2 separate regions of the Mus musculus genome follow, and region 2 is linked to region 1. Evidence: chromatin loops called from intact Hi-C (ENCODE). Cell type or tissue: left cerebral cortex. All regions are shown on one strand.

Region 1 (5,000 bases):
TACACAGTTGGAGCAGAAACAAGAATGCGTCCCAACTTTCTCTAGGGATCAGTAAATGGCACAGCTCGTATTTGGACCCAGTCTATTCTGCCTCAGAGCCCTTTTGCCCCCTCTATTCAAAGCCAGTCCTGGCATCTGTTTGCCTGATTTGGTAACTGGAGGCCGCAGGCTCCTGAAGATAGAACACATTGTCCACCACTGTGGAATATTATTGAATGAAAGGGCGGGGCAGGGGGTCTGCAGCATCTCAGCCCCCCGAAGTGCTCCTTCTGGGCACGGTTTGATTTAGTCCTTGGAGGAGGAAATACCCAGTTTTTTGTTTTTGGTTTGTTTTGTTTGTTTTTTGTTTTTGTATGGGCCTGAGGCTCATAAAATGAATGTTAAGGAGCTATAACAAACCCATTTATGATAATCAGCTTTTTGGCACTATTAACAAAGTGTGTGAGATAACTTACAGAGGGAAAAGATTTTTTAAAAGTATTTTGACATTTATTACAAATGAATGCCTGTGTGTAGGTGAAACTCAGAGGACGAATTTGGGGAGTTGGCTCTCACCTTCCATCAGGTGGGTTCCAAGCTTGAACTCCAGTTGTATGGTTTGGCATTAAGTGTCCTTGCCTCTGAGCCATTTCACTGGCTTGGGAAATGCTTTGTTTTCACTTCTGTTCCTAATAGGGTTGACACATTGCTTTGGGTCAGTGGTGAGCAGCATATTATTGGGGGATCACACAGCAAAGCAAAACCAGTTAATCTTGTGGCCAGAACCGTGAAAGGGGAAGGGGTTACAGTCCCACAATCTCCTTTGAGACTATATTCTCAGTGGCCGAAAGACCCCCAAGGGTACCCTATCTCTTAAAAGATTTACCATCCCCCACACAGCCCTGCTTTGGAACCAAGCCTTAATCTCTGGGGCATCTAGAAGGCAGGCAAGATCTCGGCCTTTCTCATTGACTCTCCCCTCGCTGGCCCCCAGCTTCTAATGAACAGAAAGGTGTTATGCATTGCTAAGGAGTAATGGGACCCAAAACCAAATGCTTAAACATTTCCAAATTCTCAGGGAGTCTTCAGATTTAAATGGCTAAAAATCCACTCGGGAACCTCTAGTGTCCAAGGCAACTTCCTCTTTGTGGCCATACTTGGCTCAAGGCTGCAGCAATGAGCAGATGAACACTTAAAATTGTCACCTTATAAGTGTGCCCAAGCGGCTAGCCTCACAGTGACAGAGTGCTTGGTTTACCAAGTTCTGCATCTCTTCTCTCCCTTCATCTTCCCAGCAGCCTGGTACACACTCAGGGCAGGCGATGCGCTCCTGTTTGTAGGCGGGGAAATGATTCTTGAGAGGTTGGCCCCACACCACTCAGTTTGTAATGGCAGAGGGGTCTTTAGCATCTTACCCACCACATCATCTTCTGTGTCAATACTGTATTTAAATAGCAAGTTCCAGGGGTGAAAGCAACAAAGGATTTCCTTCTGTTGGTTTTCTTGCAACATGGGTTCTGTACTTCATTAGCGTTAATCTCTCTGGAGATCAGTTTTTCCAGTCTGTCATGGAAACAAACAAATCAACCAATCAGCCACTAGCGAGGGGAAATCTAGTAGAGAATGTTGTGAGGGTTTAGAAATGAAGAAAATTGGGGCTGGAGAGATGGATCAGTGGCTAAGAGCACTGACTGCTCCTTCCAGAGGTTTTTGAGTTCAACTCCCAGCAACTACATGGTGGCTCACAACCATCTATAATGGGATCTGATGCCCTCTTCTGGTGTGCCTGAAGACAGCTACAGTGTACTCATATACATAAAATAAATGAATAAATCTTAAAAAAAGAAATGAAAAAATTATTTTTATTTTTCAAAACTGATTCTGATGTATATGGGTGTTGTGCTTGAATATATATCTGTGTATCATGTGCATGTCTGGTGCCCATGGAAGCCAGAAGAGGGCACTAGATCCCCAGGGATTGGAATTATAGACAGTTGTAAACTGTGGAGTGGTAGCTGGGAATCCAACCTGAATCCTCAGGAAGAGCAGCTAGTACTCTTAACCACTGAGCCACCTTTCTAGCCCCTTTCTTTTATTTTTAAAGATTTATTTACTTAAAAATTAAGACTTAAATTTACATAAAAAGTTATTGATTTTTGTGTACATGTGTCTTGTGGTGTATGTATAGAGGGCGGAGAACTTTTTTTTTTTTTTTTTTTTTTTTGAGTGGTTCTCTCTGCTATGTAGGTACCAGGGATTGAGTTCAGGTGACAGAGTCAGGCTTGGTGGCAAGCACCTTTACATAGTGAGCCATCTCACTAGACCTGAAAAAGCAGTTTACAGTCTTTTTTCTTTGAGGGCGGGCAGGAGATAAAGAGCTGCAAGGCAATGCCAGGGCCAAGCTTTGAATATGCTAGGCAAGTATTGTACCATCAGCCACGCTCCAGCCCCAATGTTAAGTAAGGATGTTTAGAAGACTATGATAATGCCGACCCATTTTCAGTAAGTTAGATGTCATCTCATTTGGCCACCGTGTCTAAAAATGGCACTTGTTAGTTACCTCATTGTCATGTGCCGTTATTCCTCACAGTGTTTGCCGCCCATTATGGTTTCATATTGCTTGTCTGAATGCTCTCACCTAAAGGTAAAAATTGTTATGAGGGCAGGGACTTGTCTGCTCTTATCCTCTGGAGTTCCAACAGGTAAAACAATACCTGCCAAAAATGACTGTTTGTTGAGTAAGTGACAGAGGAAGGGTGTGATGTACCCGGGTTACAGAATGATACAAAATTCTGTGCGAAAAGAATGACTAAAAGGTTTGCTGGAAACTTCCTTGCCTCTCAGTAGAGGGGTCTACTGATCTGGCTTCCTCATACCTGGTCCTGGCTGAGTCACTGACACAGGCTGGTGTGCAAAGCTTCCTTGCTTATCAGCTTATATCTTGGTGAAGCAGCATTAGGAACCTATGTCCTCGAAGTAGACATGGGCCACTGTAGGGCACCCACTGCCTCTGTGTGGTGCCATTGAGAACAGAGCTGGGGGTCCGTTCCTGTACACTGCTCCATCTGCAGGATGTAGAGCTGTGCCTGACCCACCCAGAGTTTTTGTTGAGTAAATGAAGCAGCGAAGAGTACAAAGAGGACGCTCAGGGTTCTTCATCCTTCCCAAAGTCACTTGAAAATAAGTCCAGACCACAGCGCAGCCCTTCCCAGAGCAACGTGAACCAAGTCTCTCTGGAAGCAAGAAGAAACTAAGCAGTTGGATCCTCACTCCAAGGAAGGAAGAAGGGCAAACCTAGGCTCCAGATCCGGTTCCATGCCATGTTTTGGAAGTCGTGTTTACGTCTGCCTTCATCCTCATCCCTTCCGCTTCAGCATAAGCAAAATTATAACCCTGCACGCTGACTTGTATGCTATTATCATAGCCTGGCTGCTCCTGCGTTGAGGGACTTCGCCCCCGGGATCGCTGACTGTCTGTGAATGACAAATCCAAAGTCAGGGGTTGCAGAGTCAGCCGGACTTGCCTGCTCTCGTGCAGCAGCGGGAGAAAACAGAATGAAAGATTCTGAAAATAAAGGTAAGGGGCTGACATCAGAGGGGCGGCTGGTAGACGCTTGGGGGAGATGTCACGACGTGAATGTGCTTAGTTTGTGCTGATGGCTGGCTGCTTTGATTACTGATGTATCTTCGTAATTTTTAGTTATGTAATATATGTCCTCTTTAAGTGACTGTTTTCTAAATACCATGTCATTCAGTTTTCCATTTTTTTTGCGTTACTAAAAATATATTTTTATTCTTTATTTAATCTTGGCCAAGTACACATATCTCACAGTTTTCTTTATAATCGCTTCCAGAATTTTGATACTTTTATTTTGGGAGTGTTTATAATTGTTAATTATTAAAATGTACGGTTTCAGCCAATTATTGGAATAGCTGGAGATCGTGGTTCTTAAAACAGTTCGGGTTTTCTAGAGAGGCATTGACTGAGAATATCCAGATGAACGTTCGTTCATCTTCTTTGGGAGGGCTCAGCAGGGAGTCGTAGTCGCTGACCTTCAGAACTGTTTACCTTGCACAGGGATGTTCTGTTGCAAACTCCCCCTGCTCCCCGCCCCCCACCCCTCACTGCCTTTAAAAAAAGAAAAAAAAAAAAAAACCCACCAGCATGAATTCTGTTGGAGGGGAGGGCAAGGACAGAAACAGATTGACGTGAAAGCCCCCCAACCAAGGACTCTGGAGGATTTCGGGGTTCACCGCCGGGGCCCTGGGAAATTTCTGCCGCAGCGGGGGGAGGGGCAACAGCCCCCAGCTCGCCCCAGCACACACGTGGTTCAGGGTCGCACTTCTTTCTGCATCCTTGATTCTCTAGATCCTGGTGCCTGCCGAGGGGCCGACATCTCCGCAGCCTGGAGCTCAGGCCGTGCTTCTCCGCAGCTGCTCAGTTTGCTCGCGCCGCCGAAGCTTCCTGGGGCCTTGTGGTTTCCCCTTGGCAGGGCAGGTGCGCAGGTGCAGGCCGGTGGTGCCAGGTGACCGCTCGTCCCAGCCCCTGCCTGCCTGCATGCCCCGTAGCAGGTGTGGCCTTCCCCACAGGAGTCTGACCTCTGGTTGTTAAAAGATTTCTACCTGGTGATGGACAGCGGTATATGCACCCATAAACACCCGAGCAAAGAGTGATCATGAGTCTTTTACAGTGTGATGGATGCCAGGGGCGAGGCTGGCTTTCCAGTCTACCAGAAGCAACGCAGTGTCTTAATGGATCCGGGGTTTCTCTGATCGCGCCTTAAAAGTGACTGGGTGGGGCCTGGGGTTGTTGGCACCATCAGCTCAGAGGCTTTGGACCCTTCACATTCACGCATTGAGCCATGTGGTTTTGGTGCTTAAATTTTAATTAAGCAGTTCCAGGGAGGAAGAAACAGCTGTGTGAGGCCGGGCTGAAAGCATAGAGGACAGTTCTCTTCTGTCTCCTAGCCAGCCGCCACTCATGGACAAATAACTCCTATGTGGCCAAACTATTCAAAATCA
Region 2 (5,000 bases), 140 kb after region 1:
ACCCAAATTTCTCCTATCTCCCTTCTTCTTTTCTTGTATCTCTCATTCTTTTCTAGGCAGATCATAGAGACTAGAATTCATCTTTGCCAAGGCAGGTCATTGAAACCACACCTTTTCCCCAAAGCCAGATGTAAAAACGAAAATCACTCCCAATCTCCTCCCTTTTGCCATAAGAGTTGGCCACCTGAAGTCCTCTCTCATTCTCTGTAGATCACAAGGTCTCTTTTCCAGGGAAGGGTCTTGTGCCATATCTGGAGGGAGCGCTGCACAGAGCAACCAAGAAGAATGAATAGACAGACCCTTTGGATTCCTCTCTTAGTCCATTACTGTTCGGCCAGTCTCTTTCTGGCCCATAATCTTTCTGTGTGGCTGCCAATGCTTCATCAAACCTAAACATAAGATTGCACAGTACACACAGACTTCTTGAGTCTTCTTCAGCCTGCAGGCTTCTGTGTCATTTCAAACTATGATCAAATAAATTTGCTATGATTTTTTTATGTTGTAACCTGCCTTTTGCTATAGTTGTATTGGCCATGAAACTTTATGAATGGTAAAGGGATCACCCCTTTTTTGTTCCCAGAGTTAATATAATCAACCCTTGGTATATGCTATAGATGAGACACTAGTAAATATGTATATTAATATGAAATCAATGAATTGCTTTGAACTCTCTTAAGATAAGGTTTTACTGTTGTTTCTCCTCACTGTCAACCCCTGCCTCCTCTGGGCATAAGATCTACTATGAGAAGAAAGCAACTGATTAATTGCATTAGTGTTTCAAGACTTGGTCTCAGCTTTCCTGTTCCGTGTCACTATTTGAGCTTGAGTTTTACCAACTGTCTTAGTTAGGGTTTTACTGCTGTGAACAGTCACCGTGACCAAGGCAAGTCTTATATAGACAACATTTAATTGGGGCTGGCTTACAGGTTCAGAGGTTCAGTCCGTTATCATCAAGGCAGCAACATGGGAGCATCCAGGCAGGCGTGGTGCAGGCAGAGCTGAGGGTTCAACTCCTTCATCTGAAGGCAGCTAGTGGAAGACTGACTTCCAAGCAGCTAGGGTGAGGGTCTTAAGCCCCCATGGTGACACAACTACTCCAACAAGGCCACACCTCGTAATAGGGTCACTCACTGGGCCAAGCATATACAAACCTTGCACCGACTGTAAAGTGGTGATAATAAAATCTAGTTCGTAGCCTTTGATACTTGAACTCAAGGAGGAAACCCTAAGATTCATCTTAAGGACTCTACTCTAGTCACAGGCAGTCAGACAGTGGCCCAGGTTAAACAGCTGAGTAACATAGGAGGGGGCTGGTCGGAGGGAGATGCAGGTTCCAGTGGCTTTTCTTCTTGTGGAAATGTGGAATTGGTGAGTAGGATGGTTTTTGGTGCAACATCTGGCACAGGAAAAGTCCACTTTCTCAGGTAAAGTACTCAGTCCAGTTGTTGTTGGCAGAAAGCAGTCGGAGAGAAACAAACAGTGTGGTTGAGGGTGGAAGGAGAGTGGGACGGTTTACATCACATAATCTCTTTATTTAAGGTGGGAAAAACCTACCTCCTCACTAACAGATCTCAGTGCTTATAAAGGAGAAGTTAAAAACACAGGTCTGGCAGAGCAATTTTCTGAGTGCTTTTATAGGCACCATAATCCCCCATTTTCACCAGGTACGTTGTCCATGATGCTGGCACATGCCTGACACTGCAGACCCTGTGTACAAGCTTCATCCTGTACACACTCTCAATGGTACAATGGCTTAACTTGTTGTAATGGTTACAATAGTATTAACAGTCTAAAGGAGAACAATTGCTCTATTGTGGTAAGTTATGCAAATGTGCCTCTCAGAATCACTGATTGTATACTAGGTTCTTAGCAGATTAAGCATATATATATGTATATACATATATATGTGTATATACATATTTTCCTTTTAAGTTTAGAACTTCGTGGGTTTTGACTTTCTAACCTTGTCTAAAGAGCTGTTTGGTTCAGTTCCTATTCTTTCTGAACTGCTTTCTGTAGAGGACTTGGACTACTGGATGGTTTCTAAGATGAAGGAAGATTCCACTGAAGAAGGTAAGAATAAGATGGATCTGGAGGAGTGAAAATTGGCCTTAGTTACTTGCAGGCCTGCGTTTATTTAAGGACCTAAAGAAATCCGGACCCACAGAGTTTGTAATGAATGAGGGGGATAGACGGACGCGGTAGTTTACACAAAATGTTAATGTAGTTTGCTACAAAGCAAGCAAATCTATACAAAAGTCAAAGATCTTACATAGGGATATCTCTAATCCTGATTTCTGGTGCTGTCACTCACTCCCGATCTCTACTATATCAGCCACACACTCTCAAAACAAACCACACAGGCACACAGGAAGAGTCGTCCTGGAAGGTAACCTCTCCCCATCCTTATCCCGTGCCCCACTTTTTCCACCAGTCCTTTCAGGCAAGTTTCCTAACAGCCAGCCAGGGTGATGGTGAGCATCTAGAATCTCCTGAGGCAGAGCCTGGGCCCCAAGTCACGACAGTGAGGAAGGGATGGACCCCAGATTGAGAAACAGGGCTGAGATGTCTCAGAATCCAGGATCCCCCGAAGAGTTAAAATAAAGGAGTTATTCTGAAGTAATCAAAGTGGGAGGGGGCTGAGACTAGGAGCGGAGTTCCCGGCCAGCGGGGCGGTGCTGAACAAACTGGGAGACTACTGGAATGAAGTTCTGAGTGGCAGGAAGTAGGACCAGTAGAGTCCGAGCTATGAGTGGCGGAGGCGGGATCAGTCCAATGGGGTGGAGTTCTGCATGGCGGATTGGGATCCGTGCTGGCAGGGACTGAGCTCAGCCAACTGGGGGCGGAGTCCGCGAAGTGGAGGAAGGCGTTGGGGGAGGGTCTCCATGAGCTGGAGGCAGGATTATGTGCCAGAGTGGCGGAACTGTGGGCCGAGCGGAACCGGGCCCGGCAGAGGAGGAGCTCAGAGTGGCAGGGATCAGAACCAGTATAGGAAATACTGAGTGCCTGTAGGGCAGAATCTGGCATAATTGGGTGTGAGGTTGTAATTGGCAGAATTCTAAACCAGTAGGAATCAGGTTCTGCATGGATGGTGGGATTGGGCTTCTGGGGGCGGGAAGCCACGGGATGGGGCGGAGTCTAAAATCAGGGGCGGGGCCTAATGAAGGGGCGGGGCTCCGTTGGTTGGGTAGGAAGTCAATACCGTCAGGGGGCGGGCCGGGCTTTGGATTCGCGCGCCGGCCCTGGCTAGTCTGGGTGTGGGCGGCTTTTGGAGAAAGCCGGAAGCAGCGACAGCCCCAGCTCCAGAGACATGGCGGGCGTTAAAGGTACACTGCGACCCTCGCCCGCGGCTAGTGGGTGGGGTCGCTCCTGGCTCCAGGCTGCATGGCGAGCAGCCTGTGTGCGGGTGTGCGAGTTCCTGCAGACCGCGGCCTCCCGAATGCGCGGCAGAGGTGTTTTGCGGAGCCTATAAACGCTCGCGCCCACGCCCACGCCCGTCAGTTCCCAGGCGGGGGCTTCTCCCGTGGGCTGTACGTTCCACAGTGGTCCCCTGGGCTTTTCAGTTCTCCGTAGGTCACATCAGGGTCCCACATCCTCACCTTCCTGCCCCGCCGCAGTTTCCTGTGGCTTACAGAGGAGCCTTTGTGTCCAGGATGTGTGTTGGAAACTTGGTCCTGTTGTTCCCTTACGGTTTTTCTCGCTGGGCAGAATAATTTCGGGCGTGTGGCACTTTGGAAAGTAACCAGAAATACCCTATTCGACGCAACCTTGGGGCTGCAATTAGATGGGATTTTAACAAGACTTTTCTTGAGTGTTTACTGGTCTGTGAACAGAGCAGTATGTGCTGTTTGTGTTCTTGAATGGTGATGAAAGGAGGGTACCGAAAGATTATCACCCTGATCTGTGTGAATGCAGAGCTTTGGGCGTTGGGTGGGGACAAAGTTACTGGAAGGCTTCCTGGTATTTGGATTTCTGGTCATCCGCACAGAGAAGACTTAATTTATCTCTGTGTTGGACTTCCTTTCTTTGAAAACTATCCACAAAGACCTTCCCACTCACCAACATCTGTAAGATGGATACAGTGTATACTCATGTGGATGCACTGTACATTATCTGTGCACAACTAGTAACAGACATAGCTAACCATTTTGGGGGGACTTTTGTATTTCAAATCAAAGTAAACATGGTTTACTTGGGCAATGTCCACTGTATGACGTATCCATTTGAAGACAGTGTAGAAAGCATGTAAAATTGTGTCTCACTACTACAGAGTGTTCAGTCCTGGACAGAAAGTACAAAGTAGCAACAGTAATTTATGGGCCTATGTAGTGAAAAGGAACAAAGGCTATGAAGTAGACAAGAGCACAAGGAAGTAAAACTTTGCCCATAATTCAACTGTTATTGAGAAACTATGCTGGAGACTTGGGATAAAAGATAAGTGAGAAGTTTGGACTGAGTTGATTGCCGAAAATAATTATATTGCTGTGTAAGAAAATGATGTGTGCTCTGACAGTTGAGAACATAGAGATAATATAGTGGAGGGAATCATGTTGCTCCAAAAGATATGTTTTAAGTTGTAACTCCCTGCTGCCAAATGAGGGTGTGGCCTTGTTTGCAACTAGCAGATGTTATCAATCTAAGGTTGCCTTGTGTGATGTCCTTCAGATAAGGGGGGAGGGGGAAAGCACAAAGTAAGGATTGAAGCAGAGGGCCCCAAGATGGCTTGGTAGGAAAGGCACTTGCTGTCGAGCCTTAAGACCTGCGTTTGATCCCTGGGACCTACCTGGTTGAAGGAGAGAACCAACTCGAACAGGTTATCCTCTGACCTCCACACTTGCACACGCAGTATGGTGCATGGCTACAAGTAGATAGATAAACGTAAATAAGTAATTTTTTAAAAAGTAAGAGAAACTGGAGTGCCGTAGCTGCAAGCCAAGCAGTAGTATAGACATAGCAGCACTGGGCAAGGAAGTTTGTTCTCTTCAGAGACGCCTTAATTT

What was found. Peaks named below come from ENCODE experiments on the same cell type or tissue, not always from the same donor. Only the 100,000 strongest peaks of a DNase experiment are listed, where the experiment ranks them.
Region 2: a loop joins it to region 1, with 2.4 times the contacts of the local background. A loop is called at or near these places in 7 of 42 quality-filtered maps.

What each region holds. Positions count from the first base shown.
Region 1 is chr4:101,504,628-101,509,627 of GRCm38, forward strand. It overlaps a transcript of Dnajc6 not described here. Among named protein-coding and RNA genes, the nearest start is that of Dnajc6, 43 kb to the right of the region's middle. In left cerebral cortex, a CTCF peak has its summit at 1,893 (motif pointing right); DNase peaks (open chromatin) are centred at 1,907, 3,330, 4,527 and 4,886; H3K4me3 peaks cover 1,817 bases; H3K27ac peaks cover 1,954 bases.
Region 2 is chr4:101,644,500-101,649,499 of GRCm38, forward strand. Leprot (leptin receptor overlapping transcript) reads left to right here and starts at 3,284. Exons shown (of 4, transcript NM_175036.4): 1 at 3,284-3,326. The coding sequence starts at 3,311. In left cerebral cortex, CTCF peaks have their summits at 3,069 and 3,292; a DNase peak (open chromatin) is centred at 2,832; H3K4me3 peaks cover 2,169 bases; H3K27ac peaks cover 2,619 bases.